2 separate regions of the Homo sapiens genome follow, and region 2 is linked to region 1. The links are chromatin contacts, found by Hi-C or POLR2A ChIA-PET in ENCODE. All regions are on one chromosome and are shown on one strand. Each heading gives the region's core, a stretch centred on a gene start or an enhancer-like site at or near the end of the contact. The rest is flanking DNA. Distances are from core to core; before and after follow the strand shown. Region 1 holds the start of LINC01213 (long intergenic non-protein coding RNA 1213). Region 2 has its middle 62 kb from the start of TSC22D2.

Region 1 (4,935 bases), core at 963-3,462:
AGATGTTCTGCTTTGTTGTTGGCTCAGTACTAGATAACAAAATCACAGATGTGTGAGAGGCATGTGTGCTTGGAGGTGGAAGCTGGGTAAGAAGAGACATTTTAGGCTGGGAGCGGTGGCTCACAGCCGTAATCCCAGCACTGTGGGAGGCCGAGGCAGGCAGATCACCTGAGGTCAGGAGTTTGAGACCAGCCTGGCCAATATGGTGAAACCTCATCTCTACTAAAAATACAAAAATTAGCTGGGCGTGGCAGCGGATGCCTGTAATCCCAGCTACTTGGGAGGCTGAGGCAGGAGAATCACTTGAACCTGGGTGGAGGTTGCAGTGAGCCAAGATCAAGCCATTGCACTCCAGCCTGGCGGACAAGAGCAAAACTCCGTCTCAAAAAAAAAAAAAAAAAAAAAAGAAGAGACATTTTAGAAAATATTGCCATTGAGATAATGTGCCTCTGACATATTACAATTTAAATTCACACTGTAATTTGGCTTATATTCTCTATGAGAGCATTAAAGTTGATTCCTTATTTGAATTGCAATTTCACTTCTTTATTTACTCAGAGATGATCACAGAAGGGTTCCCTAGAATTACTTAATGCTAGAAAAATAGCTCCCAAGAGTCAATCAAATTAACCATCCCTTCCTAACAATATAGAATCCAGCATACTTTGGTTCTCTCATTTGACATTTTGCATGATGACAGTTGCAGAATTTGACTTCTGGGCATTTTGGTTTCTCCCCAATTTAGGAGAATGCCCAGAATGCAGAAACATGAGAAGAATGAACAAAACAAAGATGACTTTATAGGTCTCCTTTGAAGAGCTTTGCATTTCTTCCAATTGCTTTCTCCCAGACTAAAAAAAAAAAAAAATTACCTCAGTAATATATTCTCGGGTAAAAATATAAACAATATAGAAGCAAACTGAGCAGAAAGTGAAAGTCCTTCTTTGCCATCCTCCAATCCCACTTCCCTCCCCAGAAGTTAAGAATCTTTCCAGACCCTTTTTCTATGTGTTTATATATGTGCATGTATATAGATGCACAAAAATACATGACCGCAAGCAAGATGCATATATTTCTTTACATAAATGGGAACGTATACACTATATATATTTTCCTATGACTTGCTTTTTTATTTACTAATATTTCTTGGATATCTCTCTACATATAAAGCTATCTTATTTTTTTTTTAAAACTACATATTATTCCATAATATATATGAATGTACTGCGTTTGTTTAAGCAATGTCTATGGATAGACATTCAGGTTGCATGCAGCTTGGGTTTTCTGATTTGTTTGTTTTGTTGCTATTAGAAACAGTAATCCAAATTTATTCTACCTCCTTTAAGCTGATAAAAACCATCCCTAGATGTGGATTTTCTCTCTCTATTTCTGCAGCAATAAGAGTGCAGATGGGTAGGAAAGGGAGAGAATGCAATTCCTTTTCTTCCTTCTGACCACCTTCTTCCCACCTTCCACCTCCCACTTCCTTCCTGTCCACAATATACAAAAAGAGAGCTCCCTCTACTGGGAATGCCATTGCCTTCCTCCCGCTCACCTGGGTAACTCCTTTCTTCCTGCAAATTGCACCTCACTCCATCTCCCCAAGGTCTCCAGCTCACCACCTGGGAGGTCAAGGGCCTTCCTTCATGTTCTTTTGGCCCTCTCTGTATCCGACATCATATTAAAGTTACCCATCCAGACACCGGCCCCTGAGGGGAGAGAAGGAACTCACCGTGTATCCTCAGCACCTAGCACCCGATCAGCTGCGGCAGGAGCCCAGGGGCATACCTGGTGACCTGAAATGAAGGACCTCCAAGTGAATAGATCTTCACATAGTGTGCACTTGGTTTAGTTACCATTAAATCCATGTTGAAGCCAACAGCATTAAATGATGAATCACCTGGATAACATCGGAGCCTCGGACAAGGTGTGCAGACTAAGAACAGGATTTCAGAAATGTTAAAATAACACACATCAATGCCAGCATTCGCCGGTCCTTTCTATGGCCTTCCCCACACTCATCACATTGGTAGGGATCACTCTGATATTGGCAGCAGGCTTCTGCCAACTGAAAAAGAGCAATACCTGTTCTGCAGGTTCTATTTTTAATTTTTATTAACATTTTTACCTGTGCCCTGCTTGATCTCTCTCAGGCAGGCTGTTCTGATAAAACCAGTTTCGTTATGTCCTTTCCCTGGTGCATTTCTGCCCAGAGGGAAGGCTAAGCACACAGAAGAGCCCGGAGACAGTTCCATCTGGAGTAGCCAGCGGGTCAGACCACAGGGCTAATCCTGAAACTAGACCATCAGGTATCTTGGAGATCAGCTAGTCAGTACTGGAGAAAAGGGTGGCTTGGAAGAGATGGATCTCATTTTATGGAAAGCACAACAAACACTGGTTCCACCCTGCCACCAGCTTGCTGCTCCCTAACTCAACTTGTAGAGAAATTCTGAAGAAAACTGGCAATCAGCCAAAACTTCCCACTCCGGCTTGTACAGCTGAACTCTGATATCCACACAGCCGCCCCAACAGTGAAAGAGAAGGAAGAGGGATGAGGAAAGGAGGTAGTGGAAGGAGCGGTGTGGACTGGTTCTTCTTCCTACCCTTCATTCTACAGAGAAGCACACTGACACCCACAGAGGTGAAGGGTCTGAGCCCCTCACTGTTGAGTTGGCGGCAGCCCTCTGGGAATTCAGCCCTCCTCCGTGCCAGTCTCCATGCTGTTCCTATGCCCTGCATGTTGAATAGGTACAGTAGTTATCGACCACACTTCTGGTATAATCTATGGCTAGGTGAGGGATCTACTAGGCCTTAAATGCCTCCTCCACTTGATTTGCCAATTTCCCATATAAAATAATGGTTTTATTCATTGGTTCTTTTATAAATGCAAATACCCCTGGGAGAGGCAACATAGCCTTAAAGGATTCATTAAATCTTTTCTGCAAAGTAGATGAACCATAGTTCATGACCTGGTCTGGCTGCTCCTACAGCTGTAAACTCCCACTGACCCAGATTCTTCCTGGCAGCCCACAGGAAGATGAGTGTGCGATGACTGGCAGATTAGCTCTTTCAGGTGGAAGACTGCCAGAGAGATGTGCCAGCACTCTCCTTGGCGGCAGAGGGTGGGAGAGCTTGCCTGGGAGTGAGGTGTATCCTCAGGCTCCTAAATCACCTGTGTGTGTCCATGCCCCCTCCTTCTCTCCTTGCGGTGGATTCCTTAGGTCTTTGCCAACTCCAAAAGCAGGGGTGCCTTCAAACCCTGACAGCTGCGCTGATCTGGTGGCTCTACCTTTAATAGCTATTTTAGGTTCCTTCTAAACCTTGTCGAGTCTCCACACTTCTACTTAGTTGGAGGCACCTAGAGTGAAAAACAATGTATATACAGTAGCCCCCATTATCTGCAGGGGTATGCCTGAAACTGCAGATAGTACAGAACTTTATACAGACTATATATTTTCCTATACATACCTATGATAAAGTTTAATTTAAACACTAGGCACAGTAAGAGATTGGCAGCAATAACTATAAAATAGAACGATTATAACAATATACTCTAATAAAATTTATGTGTATGTGGTCTCTCTCTGTTTCTTAAAATATCTTATAATACTGTCCTGCAGGTAACTGAAACCACAGAAAGCAAAACTGTGGATTACGGTGGGGGAACTATCGTACCACGTATACTACAGCAGCTACAAATGCTAGGAAGATTGTTTAAAGAAGCCTGGCCCCCCTCTTCCTCTTCGAGTTCCCTTGTGAGGATGAATAAAGGAAAGTAATGCATCCAAAGCTCACTGAGCTCCTTGGGGAGAGGGGGTATGAATGCCCAGATTCCGTGGTTTTACACCGGGCATTTAATAATACCACTGACAGCTAGACTTTCTCCTCCCTAACAGAATTTGATTGCATGAATCACCCAAAGGTCTTCTTTGCAAGAGAATTTTTTAAAAGTCAATGAAAGTGGAAAACATCATAGTCTTCCAATAATGACTGACAACAGGCAAGGTTCTGCTAAAACTGGGGGAGGGGGTACAATTCCTATGGGACATGGAGAGTTATTCCTCTCTGGAAAGTCTCAGAGACCAGAGAGGTAATGGGAAACACAAAAGCGAGTTTGACTACTGAAATTTAATAAGGCCTGACATTTCTGTGCCTAATCCTCATATATATTCCATTATGGTGATTTTCAAGACAGGCCACCAGAATGAGGCTGTCTTATGCATACAAAAGGGAGGCAGAAGGCAAGGGGAAGGAGGGGCTGTACTCACTATAAAAATAAGAGCAATCACAAATAATCTCAACAAAACTTTTGGAAAAACCAGTACTGATTTCCATTTCTCAAGAAATTCTCCCTTTAAATTATTCTGCCAGGCTCCAGTGAAATCCTAAATCAAGTTTTTTATAGGCTTAAAACACAAAATCCAATGTAAAACTAAACATTTTAAAAATAGGTACATGAAATGACATTATGGAAAACCAGGAGAAAGAAAGTTTGGTAAGTCAACTCTTTCTAAAATATTTCAGCCTGCCTGGATCTCTAGACAAGGAAGGAATTCAGAACCCAGCTGCATAGCTTCTCTCTGTGGCTGGTCAGGCATTCTTCAGTGGCTCTGGTGGCAAAAAAGCTTAAAACTTGCTTCAAAAAAACAAGCAGCTCCCATCCGGGACTGTTAGAACTCTGAAAACCAGGCCTGTGTTCACACTGGCCCAATCAGTGAAAGATTACATGTCTCATATAAGGCTGCAGTACCATCTACCCTTGAATAGAATGAGTAATTTTGTGCTATTTTTGGATGGTGCAGTGCTTTAAAACAAAGTGATAAATTAAAATGGCCTCAGTAATGCAGCAAAAATGTTAAACTGTTTGAAGGCAAATGGAAAATGTGGCCTTAGTATACAAAGAAGGAGCCAGCAGATGGAAAGTTTTGGAGTCTC
Region 2 (4,935 bases), core at 1,553-4,052, 230 kb before region 1:
GAGCCCAGGAGGTTGAGGCTGCAGTGAGCTGTGATCGTGCCACTATACTCCAGCCTGGGCGACAGAGTGAGACCCTGTCTTAAAGGGAAAGAAAAGGAGGAAAAATAGATTTTTGTCAGGAGTGCTGTAAAACTTGGTAGTGTTATTATTTGGAGAAGGTGATTAAACCTATCTAGGTGACCTTGGATTTATCACAGGTGCTATTTCCTGGGCCTAAAGATTGCCTAGTCTTTTTCCCAAGCTTTTGGTCAAAAAGCAGTGAGGAGAAAGAGCATTGCTTCAACCAGATGCCTAGAAAGGGGTGAGAAAGAAAACAAGAGCAGCATTTACTGTATGCTTGCTGTGGGCCAGATCCAAGTTACGTGATTTACATATTTTATATTGTTTGATCCTTACAACAAGGCTATGATTTGGCTATCTCAGGCTACATTTAGAGATCAGAAAGCTCAAGAATAAAGAATATGTAAGATAGGTGTGAACCCTCATTCATTCATTTAATAACAGTACAATCATGTGCTGCATAACAACATTTAGGTCAACTGTGGGCCGCCATCAGTAAAGTCACAGGGCAACGCTTTACTCACATGTTCGTGGTGATGCCCGATGTAAACAAACCTACTGTGCTGCCAGTCGTATAAAAGTCTAGCACATACAATTATGTATAGCACATAATACTTCATAATGATAATAACCATGTTACTGGTTTATATATTTACCATACTCTACTTTTTATCTTTTAGAGTGCAGTCCTACTTATTAAAAAAAAAAAAAAAAAAGGTAGCTGTAAGACAGCTTCAGGCAGGCCCTTTAGGAGGTATTTCAGAAGAAGGCATTGTTCTCATAGGAGATGACTGCTCCATGCATGTAATTGCCCCTAAAGACCTCTTCCAGTGGGACAAGATGTGGAGGTAGAGGGCAGTGATGTTGATGATCCTGATCCTGTGTAGGCCTAGGCTAATATGTGGGTTTGTGTCTTAATTTTCAACAAAAAAGTTTAAAAAGTTAAAAAATTTTAAAATAGAAAAAAGCTTATATAATAATATAAAGGAAGTATTTTTGTACACTTATAGAATGTGTTTGCCTTTTAAGCTAAGTGTTATTACAAAGGAGTAAAAAAGTTAAAAAAATTTCAAGTTTATAAAACTAAAAAGTTACAGTGGCTGGGCATGGTGGCTCACACCTGTATTTCCAGCACTTTGGGAGGCCTAAGGGAGAATCTCTTGAGGCCAGGAGTTCGAGACCAGCCTGGATAACAAAGGGAAACTCCCATCTCTATAAAAAATTAGCCAGGCACAGTGGCATGTGCCTGTAAGTCCCAGCTACTCGGGAGGCTGAGGTGAGAGACTGCTTGAATCCAAGAAGTGAAGGCTGCAGTGAGCCATGATCATACCACTATGCTCCAGGCTGAGTGACAGAGCAAGACCCTGTCTCAAAAAAAAAAAAAAAAAAAAAGGCCGGGCACAGTGGCTCACGCCTGTAATCCCAGCACTTTGGGAGGCTGAGGAGGGTGGATCACGAGGTCAGGAGATCGAGAACATCTTGGCTAACACGGTGAGACCCCGTCTCTACTAAAAATACAAAAAAAAATTAGCCGGGTGTGGTGGTGGCTGCCTGTAGTCCCAGCTACTCGGGAGGCTGAGGCAGGAGAATGTCGTGAACCTGGGAGGAAGAGATTGCAGTGAGCTGAGATCATGCCACTGCACTCCAGCCTGGGAGACAGAGCAAGACTCTGTCTCAAAAAAAAAAATTACAATAAGTTAAGGTTGATTTATTATTAAAGGAAAATGTTTTAAAAATAAATTTAGTGTAGCCTAAGTGTACAGTGTTTATAATGTCCACAGTAGTGCACAGTAATGCCCCCAGGCCTTCGTATTCACTCACCACTCACTCACTGACTCACCCAGAACAAATTCCAGTCCTGCAAGCTCCATTCATGGTAAGTGCCCTATACAGGTGTACCATTTTAAATCTTTTATACTGTATCCTTACTGTACCTTTTCTATGTTTAGGTACACAAATACTTACCATGTGTCACAGTATAGTATCAGTACAGTGACATGCTGTAGTTTTATAGCCTAGCAGCAATAGCTATACAATATAACCCAGGTGTGTAGTAGGCTAGATCATCCAGGTTTGTATAAGTACACTCTATAATGTTTGCACAATGACAAAATCCTAACGACACATTTCTCAGAATGTATTTCTGTCAAGCAATACATCACCGTACTAGTTACCAGGAATACAATTGTGAATAAATAAGTAGAAGTCTCTACTCTCGCAGAACTTACCCTCAAACGGGGCCCAGTTTGAAGTTTCTCAGCTGTCAAAGGGCAATGAGGGGATTCTCATTCCATTTTATACCACTCAGTTTCTGTCTCTAAGTACTGGCACCTTCTCACCCCAAGTTTCCTAGGCTCTTCACTTTAAACCCCCTATGTAGGGCCCAGAGCCTCTTCTCCTCCTCCCGCTGGACCTCCCCTCCTGGGGCTGACATTCTCCTCCTCCTCGTAGAACTCCCTTCTGGGGGATGACATTCTTGAGTATCCTGGGGTAGAAGATTGTTGTAACCTTTTTTCCCTCCCAGAGTGTGATTATCTGAGCAGAGGAAGCCTCCAGGAAAGCTGCATTACCAGATGAGTCAGCTGTCATCACAGCCATTACCTAATGCTGAACTGGGATGGGTTCAGGAAGCTGAAGTCAGTGAATATAAAACTAAGACTCACAGGTTTGGAACTCAAGGTTGCTGGAAGCAAGAGGCTGGCGGTGTTTCCACAGCTATTGCCAAGTCTCTACTTGTTCACTCTCTCCAGAGAACAGAACAGGGAGGTCTTCAAAAGTTCCATTTTAAAAGAAGCTGGTGTTTCTGAGAAGGGACTCTCCCTTTACAGTTTTTCTCAGTGAATGCTTTAGCACGAATAGACTACTCGGGGCAGGATGGAATAGGGGGAGGTGAGAAGAACAGGAGACAACGCTGGCTGGAGAATGGTAGGTAAGAGGAGTCATTAATAGGAGAGTCCCACAGACCTAGGTTCTCGTGCTGACTACCTAGGTTCTTAAGCTAATGTCCCAACACTGAAACCTCTTAGTGGGTTCCTTATGGGAAAGACCATTAAGATGATAACAAAATTGGTCTGCGTGAAGAATCAAGACACAGATACCAAAGGAAATAGAACACATCGGCACCAGAGTTGCTGATCTGTATCGCCTTGCTTAGAAGTATTGTTGCATGTTGGCCGGGCGCGGTGGCTCACGCCGGTAATCCTAGCACTTTGGGAGGCCAAGGTGGGTGGATCACCTGAGGTTAGGAGTTTGAGACCAGCCTGACCAACATGGTGAAACTCTGTCTCTACAAAAATACAAAAAATTAGCCTGGCATGGTGGCGCATGCCTGTAATCCCAGCTACCAGGGAGGCTGAGACAGGAGAATGGCTTGAACCCGGGAGGTGGAGGTTGCTGTGAGCGGAGATCGCGCCATTGCACTCTAGCCTGGGCGACAAGAGCAAAACTCCATCTCAAATAAAATAAAATAAAAAGTATTGTTGCATGTGCTAAATGTTACCTACCCCATGCAGCCTTTCTTAGTAAACTTCCTGGTTCATGGTCAGATTGTAAGGATAGTATGTCTAGTCTCTGTGTGGCAGAAAGTAAACCCAGAAAAATCCACTGCTCATTTCTGTAACTTTTCACTCTCTGAATCCGTGGGCTAACCGACCTGCTTTTCTTACCTGCAGTTGCTTCTTCTGAACTAGCCCTTTCTCTGCCCAGACATGGGCTTCCCACCCCTATTCCCTCAAGGTACTCTTCACTTAGAAGTTGCTTCCAGACTCAGCAGTAAACAGACAAATCTTCAGGTCGCCATTTCCTGTTATCAACTTTTTGGGGGCTTTTTCCTGGCTTCTCTCTACTAACACCTGAGTCATAGCATCCTAAATCAACTCACTGCATTCTCTTTTCCTTCTTCCCAGAATAAAATATCAGAGTAAGTCTTCCCTAATCATGCCTTATTTATTTTTATTCCTTTGTAGGTACTCAACTCATTATTTTGAAAACTGGGAAATAAAAGGAAAGAACTAAGTCTCTCCCTTTCTTATACAAACTGTACCACAGGGTAGCTGAATAGTTGGTAAGGGCAAGTCTCTCTTTAGAGAAGTATTTCGCTAATGAGTGAGAAGGGATAATAGAATTAATAGGCTAATGGGTCTAGGTAATGATTATCCATGCTTCCAACATCACAAAATAGAGACAGACATTATATGATGGAAGTATATACCACCACTTATGAATTAATCTTGACAAAATATAAATCTGATTAAACTTCTAGAACTAATTTAGGAAATACAGGGACAGAGGATTCTATAAGAATGCAATTAGGAAAACTCAGACTTCAGAAAAAACTATGGGGCAAATAACTGAGATTCTTGAAGAATTTCAAGATGAAAAGAGAGGTATGGGGAGCCCACATATTAAAAGAGACTTTAGAGGAATGCCAACCAATTGCAGTGTATGGACCTTATTTTGACCCACATTCAAACAAATACACCATAAGAAATTTATGATAATCAGGGAAATGTGGACATTGAGTAGATTTTTAGTAATATTAAGGAATTGTTCATTTTGAGGTGGGGTGATGGTATTTTAGTTATAATTTTTCTTTAAAAAATCCTTGTCCTTTAGAGGTATACGCTGAAATATATATGGATAAAGTCTATGATATCTTGGATTTCCTTCAAAATAATCCAGAGGATCATGGATTCTTTCTAAGTATTGGCATTCTCTCACCCCAAGTTTCCTAGGCTCTTCACTTTAAGCCCCATATGTAGGTCCCAGAGCCCTTTCTCCTCCTCCCCCTAGAATTCCGTCCTGGGGTTCACATTTTCCTCCTCCTCTTGGAACTCCCTTCTGGGGGGTGACATTCTTGAGTATCCTGGGGAGGGG

Evidence for each region. A loop is a pair of places that touch in the nucleus more often than their neighbours do. ChIA-PET counts read pairs that join two places held with the same protein, here RNA polymerase II (POLR2A). Pooled maps may share reads with other maps.
Region 2: a pooled map shows a loop between it and region 1 (1.9-fold over the local background). The contact joins the enhancer-like site here to the promoter of LINC01213 in region 1. A Hi-C loop is called at or near these places in 4 of 50 pooled maps. POLR2A ChIA-PET finds 5 or more read pairs at or near these places in 4 of 52 experiments (Caco-2, OCI-LY7, PC-9 and 1 more).

What each region holds. Positions count from the first base shown.
Region 1 is chr3:150,235,796-150,240,730 of GRCh38, reverse strand. LINC01213 (long intergenic non-protein coding RNA 1213) reads right to left here and starts at 2,212. Exons shown (of 3, transcript NR_110168.1): 1 at 2,129-2,212; 2 at 1,733-1,796; 3 at 525-851.
Region 2 is chr3:150,467,543-150,472,477 of GRCh38, reverse strand. No RefSeq gene overlaps it. Among named protein-coding and RNA genes, the nearest start is that of TSC22D2, 62 kb to the right of the region's middle. RefSeq lists an enhancer at 2,750-3,250. Within about 2 kb of position 2,802, at least 13 of the 41 ENCODE cell types and tissues checked have a DNase peak (open chromatin) inside an H3K27ac peak, as active enhancers do; they include PC-9, where a contact is called at or near this core.